2 separate regions of the Mus musculus genome follow, and region 2 is linked to region 1. A link is a loop called in an ENCODE intact Hi-C map of the cell type or tissue named here. Cell type or tissue: heart. All regions are shown on one strand. Links, peaks and the distances in the headings refer to the core of each region. The heading gives the core; the rest is flanking DNA.

Region 1 (10,927 bases), core at 2,569-7,568:
AGGAGACTACGATTTTGATTTGCTTGCCACCAATTTCAGAATTCACAGGCTGAAGTTCCCAGGGACACAATGTCATTTAGTGTCCCCTGCTAGTGTCACCGTGTGCTTGGCATTAGTGGGCATACTGGGATTGCCAGACAGTCTGTGGCCTGGCTGGGAACACCACCGTTTCTGGCTATGCCTTCCTGGCACAGCACGTCCAGCTCTTCTGGAAAACCCATGACATTTTAACAAATGTATTGAGACCAAAACAAACAAACAAACAAACAAACAGCCTAGATGTGCAGGAGTGAGATCCTGCTGGAAACCCTGCTGACGATACACAGAGACAAGCAGAGCCAGAGATCTGGAGAAGGAAGCGGGGCCAGTGCTGGGAAATGAAAGGGGTCACAGGTTGGAAAGGAGCATGGGTCGGCACAGCATCAGAAAAGGTGGAGAGGAAAAGGATGGGACAGGATGCATCTCCCCAGAGTGTCTGCTGTGATCTGCCAACAGTGCGCTCTTCATATTAGAAATTTCTAGAAACGACTCGGGAGCAGATGGCCAAGTAAAATGAACAAGGCAAGTTCTTGTGTTAATAAAAAAAGGGGGGGTTGGGGGCAGAGCGTATGCTTCTCAGGGGAAAGAGAAAGGCTTCAACGGAGATGGACAGAACCTTTGAATTCCTCTCTCTACATACTGAATCCATTTCCTATACATTCTGCTGTGGAATAGATGACAAGACCTTTTTAACCTAACTGCAGAGCCTGTGGGCACACAGTGTGGTCATCCCTGCTGTCTCTTCCTCTAGATTCCTACCTGTCTAAACCCCTTCAAATCCCTGCCCAATTCCATCTTGCCAATATGGTTGAACATGATGGCCTAATCAATACATCCTGGCACTGGTGGTTGTCCACATTCAACTCTGTTGTGTTTTTTGTATAGAACTTGACGCCTGCTAATAGTCTCGGTTTATTTATGTACTACGTTGATGTCTTTCTTTCCTCCCAGAAGACAGACAAGAAGAATGTAAACACTGTCAGTGTCTTCCACACTTCTAAAAAAAGTGGGGATCTTAGTTCTGAGGGGCGCTGGGAGAAATATCTTTAAAGATTCATCTTTGCAGCCACCAGAGGCAGTAGACAGTAGCTGGGACAAACAGCAGGTAAATTACAAGGATGAAACTCAAACTCTAGGGAGCCAGGTGTCTGTAGTGGCTCTGACGAGATCTGTATTCCTATACAAGCAAAGGGCCATGCATTTGTGCAGGGCTGTACTCACACTCAAGAAAGCTCGCTGCTGGGGCTGCCCATGAGGCTCTGCACACGCAGAGAGCAGGAGCAAAGGCAGGATTCTCAGTGGCTGGTGGGATGCTGAAAGCACCGGACATGCACACAGCGGCACAGAGATTCATAGTATAAGTAAAGAAACCACTAAACTCACCGAGCTGACTTCAGGGAGCACACATGACAAGTACTGTTATATCAGGATCTGAAATCACATCAACAAACTTCTCACAACACATCTCTCTCCCTGGAGGCTGGAGAGATGGCTCTGTGGTTCACAGCTGATGCTGTTGCTCTTGCAAAGGACCCAAGGTCAGCTCCCAGAACCCACATCAGATGGCCCACAACGGCCTATAACTCCAGCTGCAGGAGATGTGACTCCCATCTGTGGGCACCTGCTTTTGCATGTTTATACTCACATGCAGATACATGTATAGTCATATGTTTAAAAGTAAAAATAAGCTTTAAAGTATAAAATAAATATCTTTCTAGATATATCCATTTATCATCTAGCTAATTATATGTGTAACAACCTATCCTCTAGCCATCTATCCAACCATTTCTTACTGGCTCTGTTTCGCTGAAGAGTACTTGATAATACAGCAACACTCTAATATTCTTCCTTTGCCATCTTCCTTTGTATAGATTCATGGTTATCTTCCTCAATATCATGGCCTTGTGGCCTCCCCCACATCTAAATTTCTGAGCCATTACTATGACTTAGCCATAGATGCTTCCAGATCTATTTTATTTATTCAGAGCTCCCTGAGCTACCTCCATCTCCATATTTATTTAAGTTTTACATTTTTATGAGTTGTTTTCCATTCTACAGTAATGACTTAAAAATGGAAGTCAGTGAAGCTATTACCATGAAACCCTGTTTGAAGGAATGATTTCCTGTTAAGAGAGAATAACAAGTTTTAAGAATACGTCAGGGTACAGAAGGAGCAAAGGGTTCTGTCTCCTTACACTGGAGCTGTGTCTAAGAGCTCCAAATTCAAACCCTGTGGACACTCAAGATTAATGTCACACTCCAGTTGTGACCTCTAGGTCTCTTGGACCCTCCATATTATCCCTACCACTCTCATTCTGGCCTTGTACTCTCCAAAGGCCAGGATTCTAGAGAACTTTATGTCAGGAAAGACTCCAGTAAATGTGGACAGACTGTGTGAGTCAGGGTGTTTGTCGTTTGTCTGTAGATACACGCTCACCTACAATCACACTCCCACCTGCAGACACACATCCACCTGCAGACACAAGCTCGCCTGCAGACACAAGCTCACCTGCAGACACACACCCACCTGCAGACACATGTCCACCTGCAGACACAAGCTCACCTGCAGACACATGCTCACCTGCAGACTCATGCTCACCTGTAGAGGCACATCCTCACCTGCAGCCACGTGCCTACACGTATGCAGATATGTACCATTGCATATCTCTGATCAGCTCTGCAGACCTGAAGCTCTGTGTAGGCCAATAGCCTTTTCTCATATTCACCAGAGTGCTTCTGGGATTCCAACTGTGAGCATTGCTAGTTCTCAATGATTCTAGTGCTCACATCTCCACATGATAAAAGCATAGCACTGCTGGGTTCACCTTCCAGGCTGGCATGACCAGAGCAGGGCTTAGGTACCCAGTCAAGTTTGTTTGGTTTGGATAAAAACTCCAAACAAAATATTTTCAAAATGGTATTTTTAGCCATTATACAGGAGGCGAGGGAGGGACAACTTTAACTGGCATCATATCTTATATAATAATATACTTTTTGAACAAAAAAATCAAATTATTTTTAATATTTCATACAATAGTCCATGACTTTACACACTAAGCACTGGGATTACCAGTGTGTGTCACAATTCGAAGCCCCCCCCTTTTTAAGTGGGTGCTGAAGAATGAACAAGTATAGGTCCTCACGCTTGTGCAGTGGCATCTTACCAACTGAGCCATGTCCCCAGCCCGAATCCCTGATTAAAACATGGCAGACATTCCCGATCAAACCATACATACTCCATGCGTCCTTGATTGTGTAAATTAATTTAGTACCTGCAGTGCCAAACACAGAAGATATGCTTTCTAAAACAGTCCTGTGGATATCGGGATGAGACAGGATATATCCAAGTGTCCAGAATGCAATCTGCAAAAGAGGAACACATACAACATAAAACTGTCTTACCAGGTAAATGCAGGCGGAGTCAGTGTTAGCCATAGACAGTTGAAAGAAGCAAGAACAGTGTTCCAGCTCCAACGATTAGGAGCTGGAGAGATGGCTTAGCATGCAAGAGCACGGGCTGCCTTCCGAAGGAAGGACACAGGTTCCATTCTCAAAACCTGCATCATGGCTCACAGCCATCTCTAATTTCAGTTCTGGAGGATCTGATGCCCTCTTCTGGCCTCTGTGGGCATTGCACACATGTGGCGCTGAGACATATGTGGGTAAAACACCCATACAAATAAAATAAAAATAAAGGGGGGAAAAACATTTTTTAAAACATGCTACTAAATATCACCATTAAAAACAACTAGATTTTATAAACAAGAGCGGTATCATATACCTTTTAGAGGTCAAATCTATAACTGATTATTGCTGTAGTTTAGCTTTGGTATTTATAGAGAGTTTCTTTGTTGAACTAGGGAAGGTTCCAGATTGTATTTACTAGCAAACAACATAAAATGTCATGTAGGCATACATTAAATATTCAGAACAAATCGTAATACTTAAGAATGTTAATACAACATGAAAACATTGTCATGATTTAATTTCCTTAAAATACAAATGTAGCAGCAGACAGTGGTAGCACACAGCTATAATCTCAGCTCTTGGGGAATAGAGGCAGGGGGATTGCCGCAAGTTCAAGGACAACTTGGTTTGCCTGTGACTGTGTAGCAGCCAGGCCTAGACAGCAAGACCACGTGGAGAGCAAGAAAGAATGTGTGAGAATGAACTAGGGGGTTTTCTTCTTGCACGTGAAGCATATTAATTTTAAATAATCCCAGGAAGCCACACTTAAATCTCGTTAAGTAACTTATGAGGCGCTGGAGGGGTAGATCAATGCTAAGACACTCGTGTGGTATGGACCGACAAGGCCACAGGCTCAACACCCAGCACTCTCCCACACCTCACCCAAGTACATCTGTACCTTCAGAAGAGCAGTCAGGTGCTCTTACCCACTGAGCCATCTCACCAGCCCCCAAGTACATCTGTAAAGCCTTTCTTTTTGGCCTATTAGGATTATTTGGTATATAATGTGATTTTTCAATGCCCAGTGGTAACTCAAGGTAATGCATGAATGATTTCATACTTGCTGTTCGTAGGAGCGTGGAACCTCAGTCTAGGCTTTTAAAGCCAAGCTGAGCGCAGCAGCTTTCCATATAGATTGGACAGCAAAGATCTCCATTAGAACCGTAATAAATCATAAATGTCTCCTACTGAGTATACTACATCCATCGTTTCCATCATCTAAGAATCCTGCTTCCACCCCGGATCACTCAGCCAGCCAGCTTCAAATGCTTCTATGAATTAGCTTTTTTTGTCTGCACTTCTGTCCCCAAAATAAATGTCCTATAAACAGTCTTCACGCTTATGATTTTATTCAAGGGCTAACATATTTTTGGAGATGGTTTTCCTTCATTTAATACTTATCACAATAAATTATTTTGAATTAAAAAAAAGAGTCTTTCCTATCTCCCCTATATAGAATATGTAAGATAAAACCGTTCATCTTAAAAAACGTGCTTCCAGCTGAGGACAGAAACACAGGGATGCATAAAATCCTGAGAGGCTTGGATTTCCCTTTTGCTTTCTTTTCCCATAAGCATCTACTGTGTTAAAGAGATCATGAACTTGAGAAGTAATGGAGGTGGGTACAGGGGGAGTCAGGGAGCACGGGCAGGGTAGAAATACTGCAAACTCATGTATGAAATTATGAAAAATGAAAAATGTAAAGAAAAATAAATAACCATAAGTGGCACCAAAAACAAACAAACAAACAAAACCACAAACAATTCTTGAAATCAATTCTTAGGTGACCGAGGTAACAGTCTGTATAACTTAAAGTCTTTTTGTTGTTGCTTTGGTGAAACAGGATGTCCCTTGAAATGATCAACTACTCCCCCGTGTGGTCAAAGGAGGAAGTGCAGCATTGAAAGGTGCATTAAGCTGGAAGCACAGGGGTGAACAGACGAACACGTGCGATGCAGACATTCTAGGGCAGCATCTGGATTAGGAAGGGCTCAGCCTGGAGATTATCTAGCTCATCTTCACACAGTGCCCAGGCCACTGTCGCCTTGGTCCCTCCTGAGGTTCTTCCTCCTGTGAGCTACCAGTGGAAGTGATAAGCTATTGGATTTGCTCAATAATCACGCTACGCTCAGTTCGTCGGATTTGAAGTCAGAGTCCTCGCTGGGGAAAGAATTCCCATGATGCTCCTTGATCTTCAGCAGCACAAGAAGGGCTCAGAGTCCCGTGTGCCTAACTGGTTTTGAGAATCACAAACACCGGGTCCCATTTATTTTTATGGCAGACGTTAGAATTCAGGTCAGTAACAAATGTCTGCACAATGGTGTCCAGTGCTTTTTTTTTTTTCCTTCACAGATTTCTTATTTTTAAAATCTGATGTTTTCTACCTTTAAGACAGAACTTTTGAGGACTATTGAGCCAGCTAAGAGGTTAAAGTACTTGTCACTCTCACACAGGACCTGGGTTTAGGTCCCAGCACTCATGTAGCAGCTCACACTACCCAGAAGTCTAGTACCAGGGGGACTCTGATATCTGCTGATGGCCACAGGCACTAGGTATGTACCTAGTACCTATGTGCGCTAGGTAAAACACTCACACATAAAGCAAAATAAATAAACCAAAACAAAACAATCTACTTTTTTATAAATGATACAGGATGGTAATTCCAGCACCTGGGATGTGGAGGTAAGGAGTTCAAGGCCATCCTCCCTGACGTAGCCAGTGTGAGGCCAGCCTGGGCTAGGTGACTACATGAGGCTTTGCCTCCCCCTACAATAGTTAAGGGAGAAGAAGTACTTCTTTCTTTCAGAAGTCCCCCACACACACTAAGAAGGGTTCCCCAGAGTTGCTGCAATAGCAGATCACTTAATGGAGTAGTCAGAGAAAGTTTCCATTCCGTCGAGTTCCAAAAGTCCATTTAGTATGTTGTCCTCAAATAGAGGATGTGTCCGATATTAAACTGAGAAGAAAAGGCAATCACATTTCACCTTAGCCAAAAGGACAAGAAGTGATTTCTTTCCTTCTTAAAAATAATAAAAGTGTTAGGCAGTGCCGCATGTGCCTATAATACTAGACTCTACTTGGAAAACTGAAACAAAAGGATCGTGAGTTCCTTTTGTCTGGGATGTTGTCTCAATAAAGAAAAAAAAAAATAAAAACAAGCTAGTAAAGAGTTAATTAAAATGTTTCTACATGATACTGAACGAAAAAGCAAAATTGGCCCTAAAGTCATTGACACACCTTTGGAAAAGGATTTCAAGTGTGCTGCCCAAGGGAGTAACAATATTATGCCAAAAAGGTCAAGTCTATTGTCACAGTGCAGAAAGGAGAGCCACCAGTCACTAAAATACAGAGCACCAATGAAAAGCCACTTGTTGGAGAGTTAAGAAGCAAACTGAGAAGAGATAAGGAAGGAGGCCCTGAGGCTGGCTGCATCCTAGGAGGAAATGAGTTGTGCATTTCTGCAACAGTATCCAAAAGATGTGATGGATGCTGAAGGAGTCTTGGAAGTACTCTATGTAAGTTAATTGCTACCTGCTGTTTAAGGTCACCGAGTAGCTAGCCCTGGAAGTGGGGTTGGTTCTCCTACTTCAGACACTAGTGTGTTAATGCCAGGGGTGCTCCAAGCCCCCATTTGTGAGGAATAGGGCCTCTCACTCTGTGACAAGGAAGAAAGACAATAGACATTAAAATAGCTCAATCAGCCCTGTGACCTTGGGAACAGCAGGAAGACAAACCCTTTCTAACAGTTGCTGCCACAATTTATCCCATAATGTAAAAGTTTATACAGCGGGAAAGAGAAGAGGGAAGTAGAGCAATGGTAAGCTCACCTATGGAGAGCTAGTTCAAATGGGAACTCTAGCTGCCTTAACTTCCCCCATTGGCTTCTGAGAGGCGTTGTGAGCACCTAATTTGATGTCATCTCTCTATGTTGCTGTTCTTTTACTTGGAAGCCTCACCTGTGAGAACACTGCTCTGGTTGAGACTCTTTCTGTGGGGAATTGGCACTGGGTATCCATCCATCCATCCACCCATCCACCCATCCACCCATCCATCCATCCATCCATCCACCCACCCATCCATCCATCACCGATCAGTCATTTACTATTTATTCTTTTAGTTTGACTTGTTATATACTTAAGAAATGAACTCATTTAAAATTCAAAGTGATGGCTATCCTAGGTCATTTTCTGAAACAAGTAAAGAACAAATCTTTATAACATTCCAGATAATGTTCTGTCAATCACATATGGGCCACCATGCCATTAAGTCTGGGAAGAATGAGGGCCACAATGGCTGCTGAGCATAGTTAAAACTTCAGAGAAGCAACAGATGAAAATGACCCAAGTCAGCTTTGGTATTGTTGGCTTTTTATTGAGTACTGTTCTAGAAAGTTCATTTTCTATCGAGGAACACCTTAGACGTAGGAAATGGCCTTTCAATCAAGATAATCTCATGAAGTATAGCCAATACCTTGAGATGATCTATCAAAGTACATGTAGGCCACAGCAAAAACTCCTGATGGGCTGGTAGCAATCCCGTTCTAAAGAACAGGCTGTGAGTCCCATGGGCTTCAAGGTAGGAGAGAGGAAATACTATCACATCTGGGCCCAGAAAATGACCAATCCACAACTTATAGCTCTTAGAGCTTCTTTAGAAATGGGTGATCCTAAAAGCTAAGATAGTAGAGCCATGCCCCTCCTGACCATTGATACATTATGGTGGCTCATGGGGAATGGCCCAATTAGAAGGTATGACCTTGTTGGGGCAGATGTGATGTTGTTGGAGGAAATGTGTCACTGGGGTGGGCATTGAGGTCTCAGATGCTTAAGCCAGGCCCAGTGTGACATCTTTCTCTTCCTGCTGCCTACCGATCCAGTGTAGAACTCTCAATTACCTCTCCAGCACCATGTCTGCCTGCACACCACCATGTTTCTCACCATGATGATAATGGACTAAACCTCTGAACTAAAAGCCAGTTTCAATTAAATGTTTTTCATCATAACAGTTGCCATGGTCATGGTGTCTCTTCACAGCAATAAAACCCAAACTAAGACAGAAGTTGATACCAGAAGTGGGGTGTTACTGTGATAGGTCTGACCATGATTTTGTTTGGAGAAATATGGACTTTGGGACTTTTGATTTGGAACACAATTGAACCCTTTAAATTGGGCTTAACTTACCATCCTAGTAAGAGCGTAGAAGACAGTGGTGTGGAGGATGATTTGAACTGTGGGGTGCTGGCTCAAGATGCTTCAGAGGAGAAGAGTATTTGCATGTAGCCTAGAGACAGTTCTTATAATATTTTGGTGAAAAATGTGGTTGCTTTCTGATCTTGTTAAAAAAATAAAAATAAAAAATCTGCCTGAGGCTAAATTGAAGAGTTTGGGATTAATTGCTTTAGCAGAGGAAATCTCAAAACAGCCTAGTATCATCTCTGTCATGTAGTTATTATGGCTTATTCTTATGAAGTTCTGTAATGAGATGGAGCAAGCTGAGCATGGAAAAAATACAAAATGTACAATTCAAGGAGAAAAGAGGAACCAGGAAATGGAATGGAGCTAAATGCTGTGTTCAAGGGAAAAAAACAGGTGAAAGAAAATCCTGATGTTAAATGGAATAAAGGGAGTGGTGCCCTAAGGACAAGATCCCACCCTGCTAAGCTTCCAACTTGTGAAAGGGAATTAAAGAAAAGTGTAGGTCCCAATGTGGTGGTTTATGCCTTCAATCCTGGCACTCTGGAGGGAGAGGCAGGTGGATCTTTGAGTCTGAGGCCAGTCTGGTCTACAAGTCAAGTTTCAAGACATCAAAGCTTGGGCCATAAAGGAAACCATTGAAAGCAGAAAGCTAGCGAAGACATAATTGAACAAGGGAACCATGTTTGAGACCCAGTAAGCAGCAAAACCTGGCAGCTTTGGCCACATAGTTGTGAAGCCTCCCTCCCTGACTAAGGAAAGCCACTGAGGTGTGTTTAAGAGCATCCTTGCCTGAAGGCCTAGAGAGGCCACTGTTTGAAGCTGTGAAGGTGAAGCCTTGACTGCCTTGAAGACCCCAACCTGTTGGAGATGCCAGACTCATGGGATACTTACTGAAGAAAGCTGCTAACAAGGAGTGGTACCAGCCCGAGAGAGAGAAGTGTGTAGCAGTCAACAAGGGTGAAAGGAGTTGGAGGTCTGAGGAAATCTTTGACATAAAACACGGAAATAAGAGTTTGAAATTTGCCCAGCTGGCTTAAGGTTTTGCAGTGGTCCAGTATCTCCTCATTATGATTCTTTGCCTTCCTTTTGAAATGGTAATATATATCCCGTGCCATTGTATGTTGAAAGTATGTGATCTGACTTTCATTTGGATTTCACAGGGGTTTACAATTAAGAGATTGCCATGAGTCTTAGAAGAGATTTTGAACTTTTATCAGGTTGAGACTGATATGGGGACTTTTAAAGTTGGTTTTAATGCATTTCTGCATTTTGATACAGCTATAAGCCTATGAAGACCAGGGTGTATAATGTGGTGGTTTGAAAGAAAATGGCCTCCATAAGCTCACAGGGAATGGCACTCTTAAGAGTGTGGCCTTGATGGGAGTATGTGTGGCATTGTTGAAGGAAGTGTGGCATTTATCTCTTCCTGCTATCTACTGACCCGGATGTAGAACTCTCAGCTCCTTTCCCCAGCACCATGTCTGCTTGCACACCACCATGGTGATAATGGACTAAACCTCTGAACTATAAGGCAGCCCCAGTTAAATGGTTTCCTTTATAGGAGTTGCCTTGGTCACGGTGTCTCTTCACAGCAATGGAAAAACCCTAAGACACCTACCTAAGACAGGAGTCAAGAGTTTGGGACCCATGGCAGTCTATATTCATTATTAGTGGACCATTGAAAGAAGCCTTTGATTTCAGTGAGGGTGATGTTTTCTGCACAGCACACTTAATGAATGAGCACCAATTTTGTTAAGCACTTTTTATTATTTCCAGTCAAATCCTCCAACCATCCTTGGAAGTGGTTCAGATGAGGACACAGATGCAGACTGGGAGAGGTTAAAGGACTGTGTAGCCCACTGTCACCCAGCTATGGGAACTGGCTTGGGATCTGATGCAAAGGCCTTTCCAAGGTCTCTGCTCATGCGTCAGACTGCCTCTGGGAGGTGCCAACAAGGAAGGTCCAGCAAGATGAAGCTTTCAGTCATCATGAGACACATCTTTTCAGACCAGTGCCAGGTCCACTCTCAAAGGACAGACCTCTGTGTCCGATCAATAGTGCTTTGTGTGGCTTTCCCCAGGGGGACCTTTCTGGAGAGATCCTGAGAACTACTCCTCTGACTGTAGCTGTTGTGTGCATGTTTGGGAAGTTGCTCTTCAGTGTTGATGTAGCTCAAACAGTTAGTTGAGAAGAGTCAAAAAAGAATATCGGACCAATAGAGTAG
Region 2 (10,927 bases), core at 2,759-7,758, 430 kb before region 1:
GCAGTTAACATTTGTCACAGGTGTAAAGATTTGAGCAGCAATTTCTGGTCACTTGTTTAAATGCTTAGAATGTGGTTTGCCTGGGGTTTATAAAAGTCGATGATTAAACACACACTTTAAATTGAACTTTCTAGTTTGGATCATTTTGAGAAGTCCTGGCACTATTCCAAACGACCAATTTAATCTTCTCTGCTCTGAAGTATAGCTGGAGACCCACTGGCTAGGACATCATACACTGTCCCCTGATCCACAGAACAAAAGAAAGGAACCCTTTACCCTGTTAGGTGTGCCCGTCAGAGACAGCCCTTACCTTCACAAACAGGAAGATCTCAGGGTTGCTGGAAGCTGCTTCTTTTTCTCCCAACCCAATAGCAGCAGAAAGGCTGATAGAGGAATCCTGGCTTGTGGCAAGCACCTTGCTGTGCTGAACCCTGAAGCTCAGTAAGGAAGGCACGTCTTCCTCGGTTGCTCCTCCATTCTCCTGAGGTTCCCACGGGAGACGCTCCAGGTCCTGGCTTAGTGAATGTGAGGAAGACACGTCTTCCTCGGTTGCTCCTCCATTCTCCTGAGGTTCCCACGGGAGACGCTCCAGGTCCTGGCTTAGTGAATGTGAGGAAGGCACATCTTCCTCGGTTGCTCCTCCATTCTCCTGAGGTTCCCACGGGAGACGCTCCGGGTCCTGGCTTAGTGAATGTGAGGAAGGCACGTCTTCCTCGGTTGCTCCTCCATTCTCCTGAGGTTCCCAGGAGAGAGGCTCTGGGTCCTGGCTTGGTGAATGTGAGTCTCCCATGGAGACATCCCGAACCGCCCGGGACTCTGAAAACACCTCATCCGGCAGGAGGTAGCCATCTGCTTCTGGCTCCAGGGAGGCTGGGGTGGCTTCATCACTTTTCGAGACATACGGTGACAAGTATTCGTACTCCTGGCTTTCTAGCCTGGTGGCATACAGATCATTTTCAGAGTCTTCATGGACTCTGTCATACAAAGGAGCGTCACTTTCCTCCTGCAGGTCTGGAGCCTCATCTGTGCTCCTCTTTTGGATTTTATCATAGGTATCACTGTAGTCTTCATTCATGTTGCTTGGTCTGGCAGATCCTTTCCCAGGCAGAACGGAGTCGGTTGGGTCTAAGGAACGGGCTAAGGGGTGATGCTTTGCCGCTGCACCGCACGGAGGAATCAATGGGCTTTTGAAGTACAGCCCTCAGCAACAGCTATCAATGACAGGTCTCTAACAATCATTTACCGGAGATCTAATAAGCAAACCACAGGTCCATTGGACCAAAGATAAAGTCCATCCACTTGGTTAACTCCTTCACTACTGAAGACAACTCTCAACTAGACTCCGATGTTTCCTCCACACCCCGCAACTCTGAGAAGTTGAAGTATCAATGCAGTCCAAGTTGAAATTCTGAGCAGTTAGCCTCTTGTGACTCACGAGGAGCCCCCTGCTGCAGTTACCTAACTACTGACCCCATACAAGAGTTCCCCACAAGTTAGTGGAGGACTATAAGTCAGTGTAAACCGGTCTGCTTGCGTCTGAATTCAGCACTTTTTCTATTCTTTTTGCAAATACAGCTCTTTGTCATGAATTCCACGCAGCCCAGCTGCCCAGCCAAGGAACCGATTTCATTTACAGCTCTTATCTGGAACCTCCAGTAGGTGATTAAATGGCAGAAGGAAAAGAAGATAAGTGCCTGTGGGCTCATCAATACAGACCACACCAAATGAGATTCAAACATTTGTAGCTTTGGTTTTTATCCCCACCCTACTCCATCCCTCCATCCCTCCATTGTACATGGTTGTCCACAGTCGACAGATGTCCTCTGTGATGCTCTTATGCACGGGATTCTTAACTGAGCTCTAAACAACAGAAATAGAAGATCACTATCCTGGGAAGACAAAGGAAATCCTAACAGCACAGAGCTAGCTATGTGAGGTCTTGGGTGCAGTTGAGCTTAGCTTGAGTTGAGGAAGTTGTAGTGCTCATACACGTGCATAGAACACAGAAATGATCTCCTGACTTATTCAGAAAAGAGAAAGGGCTGCCTGATCTGACTCTACCTGATACCTACAATTCCACTGGGCTCAGGATGCATGTCCATTATAAGCTATCCCTTACTCCGTCTCACATTCTCTCTCTCTCTCTCTCTCTCTCTCCCTCTCTCTCTCTCTCTCTCTCTCCCCGTGTGTGTGTATGTGTGTGTGTGTGTGTGTGTGTGTGTGTGTGTGTGTGTGTGTGTGTATGCCTACATAGATATTCATGTGGGTGTGGGCATATTTGTTCAGGTGCTCAGACATGTGTATGTAGATGCATAGGGAGGCCAGAGTCTGATGTCATATCTTCCTCCACTGCCTTCTGTCATACTTGTTGCAACAAGTGTCTCTCACTGAACCTGGAGCTCATGAATTTGGATAGACTGACCGATCACTAAGCTCCAGAAGTCTGCCTGTCTCCACTTCCCCAGCTCTGGGTTAATGGCTACATCAGTACCCCGCTTTCCTACAGCTACATCTAGCTTTTGCATGAGTGTTCAGGATCTGAACGCATGTCCTCATGCTTGCATCTTACCAACGGAGTCACCTCCCAAGGCCACACCTTCCAAACAGTACCCACTGGGAACCAAGGCCAAGTCTATGGGGAACATGTCATTCAAACCAGCTCTCATAGCAACCTTGTAGACACCCTTGTAGGTTGTAATCACAATGCATTACTCAGGTGTCTGTGGGGACACTGGTGTAGACAAACCCACTGTATAGCAAGCGATATGAAAAAGCAGTATATATAATTGTGTAAAGTAGATAGTACCTGGTAATAATAATAAATGACTATGTTACTGGTTTATGCATTTGTTATACGATAATTTTGTGATTGTAGAGTGTATGTTCTCTACTTAAAAAATAAAATAAAATCTTTCTATAATACAATCTGCCCTGTTAGCAAGCTCACACATGTTATGTTTCTGAGTTCTCTTAGTGGGCCACATTTCAGGAGTGTCTAACCATTTGGTACTATGATAATGTTGTCAGCTACAAGTGTGTTGGGTGGCATTTATTTCATCGAATACAGCTTGGCCACAAGTTACCCTACATCATGTAGATTTGTGTAAATAAAGTCTATGGACATTCATACTATGGAGAAATCATCCAATGGTGGTTGGTTCAGAATTTCTTCTCCTCACTACAGGTGTGCAGGGAGACCGCACAGCTGCCTCTTGGAGAGTCTGTTGTGGAATTCTTCAGATTGGGGGAGGGGGAGTGTTTCATGACAGGGTTTCTCTGTGTAGTCCTTGCTGTCCTGGAACTCACTCTGTAGACCAGCCTGGTCTCAGAGATCTACCTGCCTCTACCTCCCAAATGCTGGAATGTGGAATGTGCCATCACTTCCTGGCTAGACATTTTTTTTTTAATATGAAGAAAACTTTCTGTTTATAAAGGAGACTCACACACATACTATTTTTTAGATAGTGAACACTACATTGGGTGATGTGATTTGTAAATTTAGAATTTTTAAAGGTGGATTTGTGTTGCTGTTGCCAAGCCAAATGAAAATTTAAAAGGCAGAGGATGCTGTTAAGACTGCTCATCAAATCAGGCACTGAGAAGTAGAGCTTCCCTGTGCTAGCTAAGCTATGTGCCCTTCCCAGATGCCAATGCTGTGGTTCCTTAGAAAACACGGATTTACGACCACAGCTGGGAGTCCACCCACTGTAAGGCATGACACATTCAGATGGTGGACAATCTCACCTTCCAGGTAGTGTGCTCAACTGCTATACATATGCAACATTTTCAAGCAGCATAAACAAGCCGAAAGGACAGATGGTACAAATAATGAAACTGAAGTATAGAAAAAGATTGTTTACCAAGACATTTTATGTGAGTGTGGGTGTATGTGCATGTGTGCATTCTTCAGAGAGAGGGGGGGTGCTCATGAGTATTTGAGTACATATGTGATGTATGTACGTAGTATGTGTGCTTTGTACAAGTGTGTGACTGTGTGTGATTTATGCACATGTGTATATGATATGTAGACATGCGAGTGTGATGAATGCATATGAGCGTGTCTATGATGTATGCACATGAGTGTGTGGATACACGTGTGTGTGCAGTCCAGAGCAGGCTGTCCCCTCTAGTCCTCTACTGCTCCTACTGTCTGTCTTGCTACTTTGAGACAGGGTCTCCCAACGAACTTGGAGCTTATCATTTGTTCTCGGCTGACTGGCCAGGAAGCTCTTGGGGCCACACCTGTCTCTTTGCCAAAGCCAGAGGCACCAGCATTCAGTCATGCCTAAGCCATGTGTGGATGCATAAAATTCCAACCCAAGTCCTCATCCTGGCAAAGAAAGCACTCTTACCCACTGAGCTACCTTCCTGCTCCTGAGATATTTCACTTAGTAAAAGTTGTGTAGACATAGGGAGACAGACCTTCACATTGTTTTAGCAACAGGAAATGTGGGATAGGGGTACTTGAGTTCAAATGCAGGTGCTGCCACTCGCAGCCCTGAGGACTCCTGGTCACAATCCTCTAAACTTTCATAATCATTTTTATGAAAATGGAATATCCTCCTCAAAGCATTGATGGGAAGAATAAGTGCAATCTACATTTAAAATCTTAGTATCCAGCAGACTGCATAGGTGTTCTGTGCTAGTATTTTACAACTAAGCACCACCCAGAGTAACATAAGACTTCCAAAAGAGAAAAAAAATGATGGAGAAGTAGGATAATTAATCATAGCATGTTAGCATGTAGCTGCAACCACGTTTCAGGGTGTCAAGCTGATTAGTATGCATTTGGAAACTTACTCTCCTTCAGTCAACCAATCCCTACTAATCATGGTGATTGAAATTTGCACGTTTCAATAATTTCAATCTTCACAAAGTCAATCACAGCCATCATTTCTCATGATGTGCATAGGAACACATAAAATAGGCGGACATATCCAGACCCACTTAAAGACAGGGTTCCGCCAGGGATGAGCCTGAGCCTGCGCTCGTGGTATTTAGGGCACTGGGCCTGTCAGGATGACACTGAATTTTCAGTGCTTACACACACACACACACACACACACACACACACACACACACACACACACACACACACGTATGTGTGGGTGCTTTCCTAAAAGTGTGTTGTCTAAAAGTCAGCCTCAAAATACCACATGCTATAGTTGATCCATGGTGATGGATAATGCACTGAAATTAATGTGAAGATGGTCATTTAAAAAAAAGCAAAACCAAAAACAAATGCAAACGTTTGAAAGAATCATGTTCATATCACTCCAAAAACTGAGAACATCTGGTGCATCAGCTTCCAGAGTCCACGAGGGGGCGCCATTGTCCACCGTATCTGATCTAGCCCCCTAAATCTTGACTACTACTGCTTAAAAACTGTCTCAGAATGTAGTCAACCTTGGGGCTTTCCCCCTAGGTAATTCTGCTTTAAGGAGGGCATCTTCAAGATCTAAACGTTGTTAAACATGTTTGATCGGTGTAAGTCGTGTTGCTTTAGGAATCAGTTTTACTTACAATTCATTTAACAACTCATATTTTAAACGTTTTTAATGTGTGTGTGTATGTATGTATGTGTGAGGAGGGATGAATGTGTGATTATGTGTATATACATTCGTGTGGAGGCCAGAGATTGGTGTTGGACACATTCCTCTCTCCACCTTATTTATTTATTTATTTATTTATTTATTTATTTATTTATTTATTTATTTTGTGGACGCTGATTGGCTACGCTGGCTGGGCATGGAGCTAGGAACATCTATGTCATGTTTTGTTGTGTTTCCCTGTCCCTAAGCCCCAGTTCTTGGGTTATAAATGGGTTATAAATCCCACACATGGCCTTTATGTGGTGGCAAGGTTCGGAACCCTGGCACTCAGGCTTTGGGAGCAGACATTTTACCACTAAGACATCTCCCCAGCCCCTGCCTTTAAAAACTTTTAAAGAGATAAAATTGTGTATACTTATGGTGTACAACATAGTGTGTGTGTGTGTGTGTGTGTGTGTGTGTGTGTGTGTGATGGGTAAATACGCTTAGCTTAGTTTATAGACATTCTATTCTGTGTGGTAAGAACACTTAAACCATGTTCTCCAATCAATTTTCCAACATATAATAATTTCTTATTAACTCTAGTCCCCAAGTGGTACAACAGACCTGTTTAGTTGCTTTCAAAGGTGCCAGGGCAAAATACCTGATTAAGGCACCGGACGGGAGCCAGAGGATCCACTTTGGCTCCTTGCTGCAGGTATGTCTGAGCTGCAGCCTGTGGGCTGCATGCAGCCTGACAGCAATAACCATGGCCTGACACAACCGTAGATGACAGCACCCTGGATGCCCCTGGCAGGCGGCACAGTCTGTTACGGCAAGGAAGGCATGAGGCATGACATGGGAGTGGTTTATGTCTGTGGCAAAAAGACCTTGTTCACATCCAGGGATATCAAGATACTGAAACGTCCTGTGTCTACGGTTAATTTTAGGACCCCGGCCCATTACGCTGTAGCGCCCACAACCTTCCCTCCCTGGGCCCCGGAAACACCCTCAGACACAACCAGAGGTGTGTTGCCTAGGCGGTATCAAATCCAGTCAGGCAGACAATGAAGAGTAACTGTTATAAGACCATATATGAGTTCGTTCTCTGTCGTTGTGGTCAAATATCAGCTTAGAGAAGGAAGTGTTTGTTTTGGCTTACAGTCCACAGTCCACCACAGTGGGGAAGCATGATGGCTGATGGCGGGCAGGGAGGAAAATGTGTATCAGGCATGGTGGCACAAGCAGGGAGCTGAGAGATCACACTATTTATTTATTTATTTATTTATTTATTTATTTATTTAAAATTATTTTTTACACTCCATATTCCATTCCCCAACACACACCCCCCATCCACCCTCTGACTGCTCTACATGCTATACGTCCTCCTCACCCTGTCTCCATGTGGATGCCCCCACCCCACACACCACCTGATCTCTAAACTCCCTGGGGCTTCCAGTCTCTTGAGGGTTAGGTGCATCATCTCTGAATGAACACAGACCCAGCAGTCCTCTACTGTATGTGTGTTGGGGGTCTCATATCAGCTGCTGTATGCTGTCTGTTTGGTGGTCCAGTGTTTGAGAGATCTCCAGGGTTCAGATTCATTGAGACTGCTGGTCCTCCTACAGGATCGCCTCCTCCTCAGCTCCTTTCTGCCTTACCTAATTCAACAACAGGGGTCAGTTGCTTCTGTCCACTGGCTGGGTGCAAATATCTGCATTTGACTCTTTCATCTGTTTGTTGGGTCTTTCAGAAGGCAGTCATGATAGTTCCCTTTTTGTGAGCACTCCATAGTCTCAGTAATAGTGTCAGGCCTTGGGACCTCCCCTTGAGCTGGATCCCACTTTGGGCCTGTAGCTGGACCTTCTTTTCTTTAGTCTCCTCTCCATTTCCATCCTTGTAATTCTTTCAGACAGGAACAATTATGAGTCAGAGCTGTGACTGTGGGATGGCAACCCCACCCCTCACTTGATGCCCTGTCTTCCTGCTGGAGGTGGGCTCTATAAGTTCCCTCTTCCTACTGGGAGAGGCATTTCATCTAAGGTCCCACTCTTTGAGTCCTGAGAGTCTCTCACCTCCCAGGTCTCTGGTGCATTCTGCAGGGTTCCCCCAACCTCCTATTTCCTGAGGTTGCCTGTTTCCATTCTTTCTGCTGGCCCTCAGGGCTTCAGTTCTTTTCCCTCACCCAATACCAGACCAGGCTCACCTCTTCCCTCCACTCCTTACCTACCCCTGTCCACTTTCTCTCCAGGTCCCTACCTCCCTCCCCACTTGTGATTGCTTTCTTTTCCCTCCCAACACATTTTAAAACACAAACATGAAGCAGAGAGCTGTAAGTAGGTCCATAGGTTGAGACTATGAACTCTCAAAGCCTTTACCAAATGATGTACTTCCACCAAGACTGTGCTACTTCGGCTGACATCGCCCCCTACTGGCAATCAAGAGTTCAAACCTGAGCCTATGGGGAACACTTCTCATCCAAGCCGTCACAGACTGCTTGAACTGCTGCCTCCCACCTGAAGCTTTGTATCATTTCACCAACGCGTCCTCACGGGAACCCCTTCCCCAGGGGCTGACAGCCACGATTACATTCTCTGTTCCGGACATTTTGTGTTTTACAGTCTACACAGAAGCGAGTGCATATAAAACAGGGTTTCGGAGCCTGGTTTAATACACTTAGAGCAATGTCTTCCAGGTTCAACTATGTAGTTCGAAATGACAAATTTTTTTTTAATTTAAAAAACCAATGAGTTCGAGGCCAGCCGGGTCTACAAAGTGAGTTCCAGGACAGCCAGAGCTATACGGAGAAACCCTGTCTCGAAAAACGAAAGAACCAAAAAACCAAAAAAAAAAAAAGCCAAAACAAAACAAAACAAAACAAAACAAAACAAAACAAAAAACCCAAACCAAACCAAAAACAACCCAAAACTAATAAGGCTGCATTTGTTTGAACACAATGAATTTGCTTTATCCATTCACCTCTTGGTAGAAACATAGGAGAATTCTTGATCTTGTCTATTATGAACAATGCTGTAATACAACATGGAAGTGAATATATATATATTCTTGGTAGACCTTAAAAGATATCTATTCACTCCAGCTAGCTATCAAAATATCTATTTGATGACAGACCAAAGAATTGTTACCCCCAAGTCTAGGTCAATGGGCCTGTGAGTTTCCTGGGGTTACTTACAGGAGTGTGGGTGAAGGGTAATTTACAAAGGTATGGATGACTCTGTAACAACCCCATGACATAAAAGCCCATGCCAGCATGGGTGATGATTTATGGAAGCTCTCCTTAGCTCCATGCTCAATTTGTAGTCAGCTCCACAGGAGAATCTCTGTTCCTCCAAATCACTACGGATGATGCAGCTCTGCTGAGAAGCCTTGTGGACCTTGATACTCTCTGAGCTTCCCAAACCATGGCTTTACATGTTTGCTTAGCCTCTGGCGCCTCACACACCTTTCTCCTACCCACAGAAGGCAGCATATCAATGTAGAGGAAATAGCTAAGCAACCACCTACCAAACGGATTGTGTTACATACATCTATCTATCTATCTATCTATCTATCTATCTATCTATCTATCTATCTATCTAGAAACTTTATTTATATTGTTTTTATTGGATATTTTATTTATTTACATTTAAAATGTTATCCCCTTTCCTGGTTTCCCCTCCAGAAACCCCTATCCTGTCCTCCCTGCCCCTGCTCTGTGAAGGTGTTCCTTCAACCACCCACCCACTCCTGCCACCCTGCCCTGGCATTCCCCTACACTGGGACATGGAGCCTTCACAGGACCAACGGCTGCTTCTCCCATTGTACTGCTTCTCACAGCGGCTGTGCTAATTTCCATCCCTGTCAACGGTGCACACAGGCTCCTTGCTTTCCACATTCTCCACTCCGTCTATCTCCTATGACTTTGGGAAGATCCACTCTATAAAGCAGAGTGGGAATGGCTTAAAGTTTCAAAAGGAAAGGGGGCCGAGCCCATTGGCTTTTCTACTGCACAAATGTAGACAGGGTTTACAACAAGTTGTCCGGGGTCAGGGAGGCAGGAAGTAAGAAAGCAGCTGCAGTCACAGTGGGTTCGCACCAGGGAATCCTCTCTTTATTCCACCTCTTAACATCTCGACTTCCACTGCAAACTATTATGGACTAATATGTTCTCCTTGCACCTGCTGAGGAAACAAATTCAGACGGTATTTTTAAATATTGCTTACTTCAAAAGTCCTTTTACAGAGCCTTTAAGGCTTTTCCCTCTATTTTTCTCTTTAACAATCCCCCCACCACACACACACCCCAGGGTTAGTCAACAGAAGTTTTGGGGTAGGGCCTGGAACTCTGCACTTCTAACCAGTGTCCGAGGGATACAAGCACTGCTGGTGTCCAGAACACAGTGAGCGAAACCATCTCTGTATGCACAAAAGATGACCGAAAGCTAAAAGGCAAAAGCAAAATATAGATCAAAACTGTAGTGGATGAATTTCTGTCATTGTGACGAATGCCCACCCAAAGGCAACTTTAGGGAAGAAAGGGTTTATTCAGCTTGTCATTCAAGGTCACATCATTGCATGGACGTCAAGGCAGGAACTTGAAGTACCTGGTCCCACCCACAGTCCAGAGGAGAGAAAGAATGAACACACGCTTGCCTACTATGCTCGGTTTATAGTTTCTACTCTCACAGGATTCAGAACCCAATCCAGGGGAAAGATGCAGTGTAATTGCGGGCTGGGTCTTCCTGCATCAGTTAACATAACGAAGACTTATCCTCCCACAGATGTGCCCAGAGGGCAGCCTGATCTAAATCCCTCACTAAGACTCTCTTCACACGTGATATTAGATTGTGGCAAGTTGAGTATTAAAACTACCGTCATGGATGGGTGGTAAGACAACTCCAACCAATATGGCTGTAATTAAAAACTGGATAACATGAAGAGCCCATGAAAATGTGCAAGTGCCCGGACTCTTGCATACTCTTAGTAGAAAGATAAAGGGCTGCATCTGCTTTGGGGGAAATGTGGCAAGATTCTGAGCTTCATTTACTTGTGAGATGTGGTCTCGTCCTGAAGCCTAGGCTAGTTCTCAACTTTCCAAATGCTGCAACCCTTAAATATATGTTCTCGTGTTGTTGTGACTCATCAAACTATTTCATTGCTACCTCATAACTGTAATCTTGTTACCGTAGTGAATCATAATGTAAATCTCTGATCTGCAGGATTATCTGATATGAAAACCCCAAAGAGGGTCGTGACCCACAGGTTGAGGACCACTTCTTTAGAGTCAGCTTCCTGCCTGCTGGAATTGCAGATGTGTGTCACCACACTCAACTTTAAAAAAATAATTCATCTCACACATCTCTGCCCTTTCAATTTCAATTCCAGGAATTTATTAGA

What was found. Hi-C counts contacts between places; a loop is a spot of excess contacts. Peaks named below come from ENCODE experiments on the same cell type or tissue, not always from the same donor. Only the 100,000 strongest peaks of a DNase experiment are listed, where the experiment ranks them.
Region 2: a loop joins it to region 1, with 4 times the contacts of the local background. A loop is called at or near these places in 19 of 42 quality-filtered maps.

What each region holds. Positions count from the first base shown.
Region 1 is chr17:43,693,952-43,704,878 of GRCm38, reverse strand. It overlaps Cyp39a1 (cytochrome P450, family 39, subfamily a, polypeptide 1), which reads right to left. Exons shown (of 12, transcript NM_018887.4): 7 at 3,312-3,402. It overlaps Gm25783 (a small nuclear RNA gene), which reads right to left and starts at 6,516; the gene lies at 6,334-6,516. In heart, for the core only: CTCF peaks have their summits at 3,670 (motif pointing left) and 5,391; no DNase peak of the experiment used is centred there.
Region 2 is chr17:44,125,038-44,135,964 of GRCm38, reverse strand. It overlaps a transcript of Clic5 not described here. Among named protein-coding and RNA genes, the nearest start is that of Enpp4, 25 kb to the right of the region's middle. In heart, for the core only: a CTCF peak has its summit at 5,317 (motif pointing right); no DNase peak of the experiment used is centred there; H3K27me3 peaks cover 717 bases.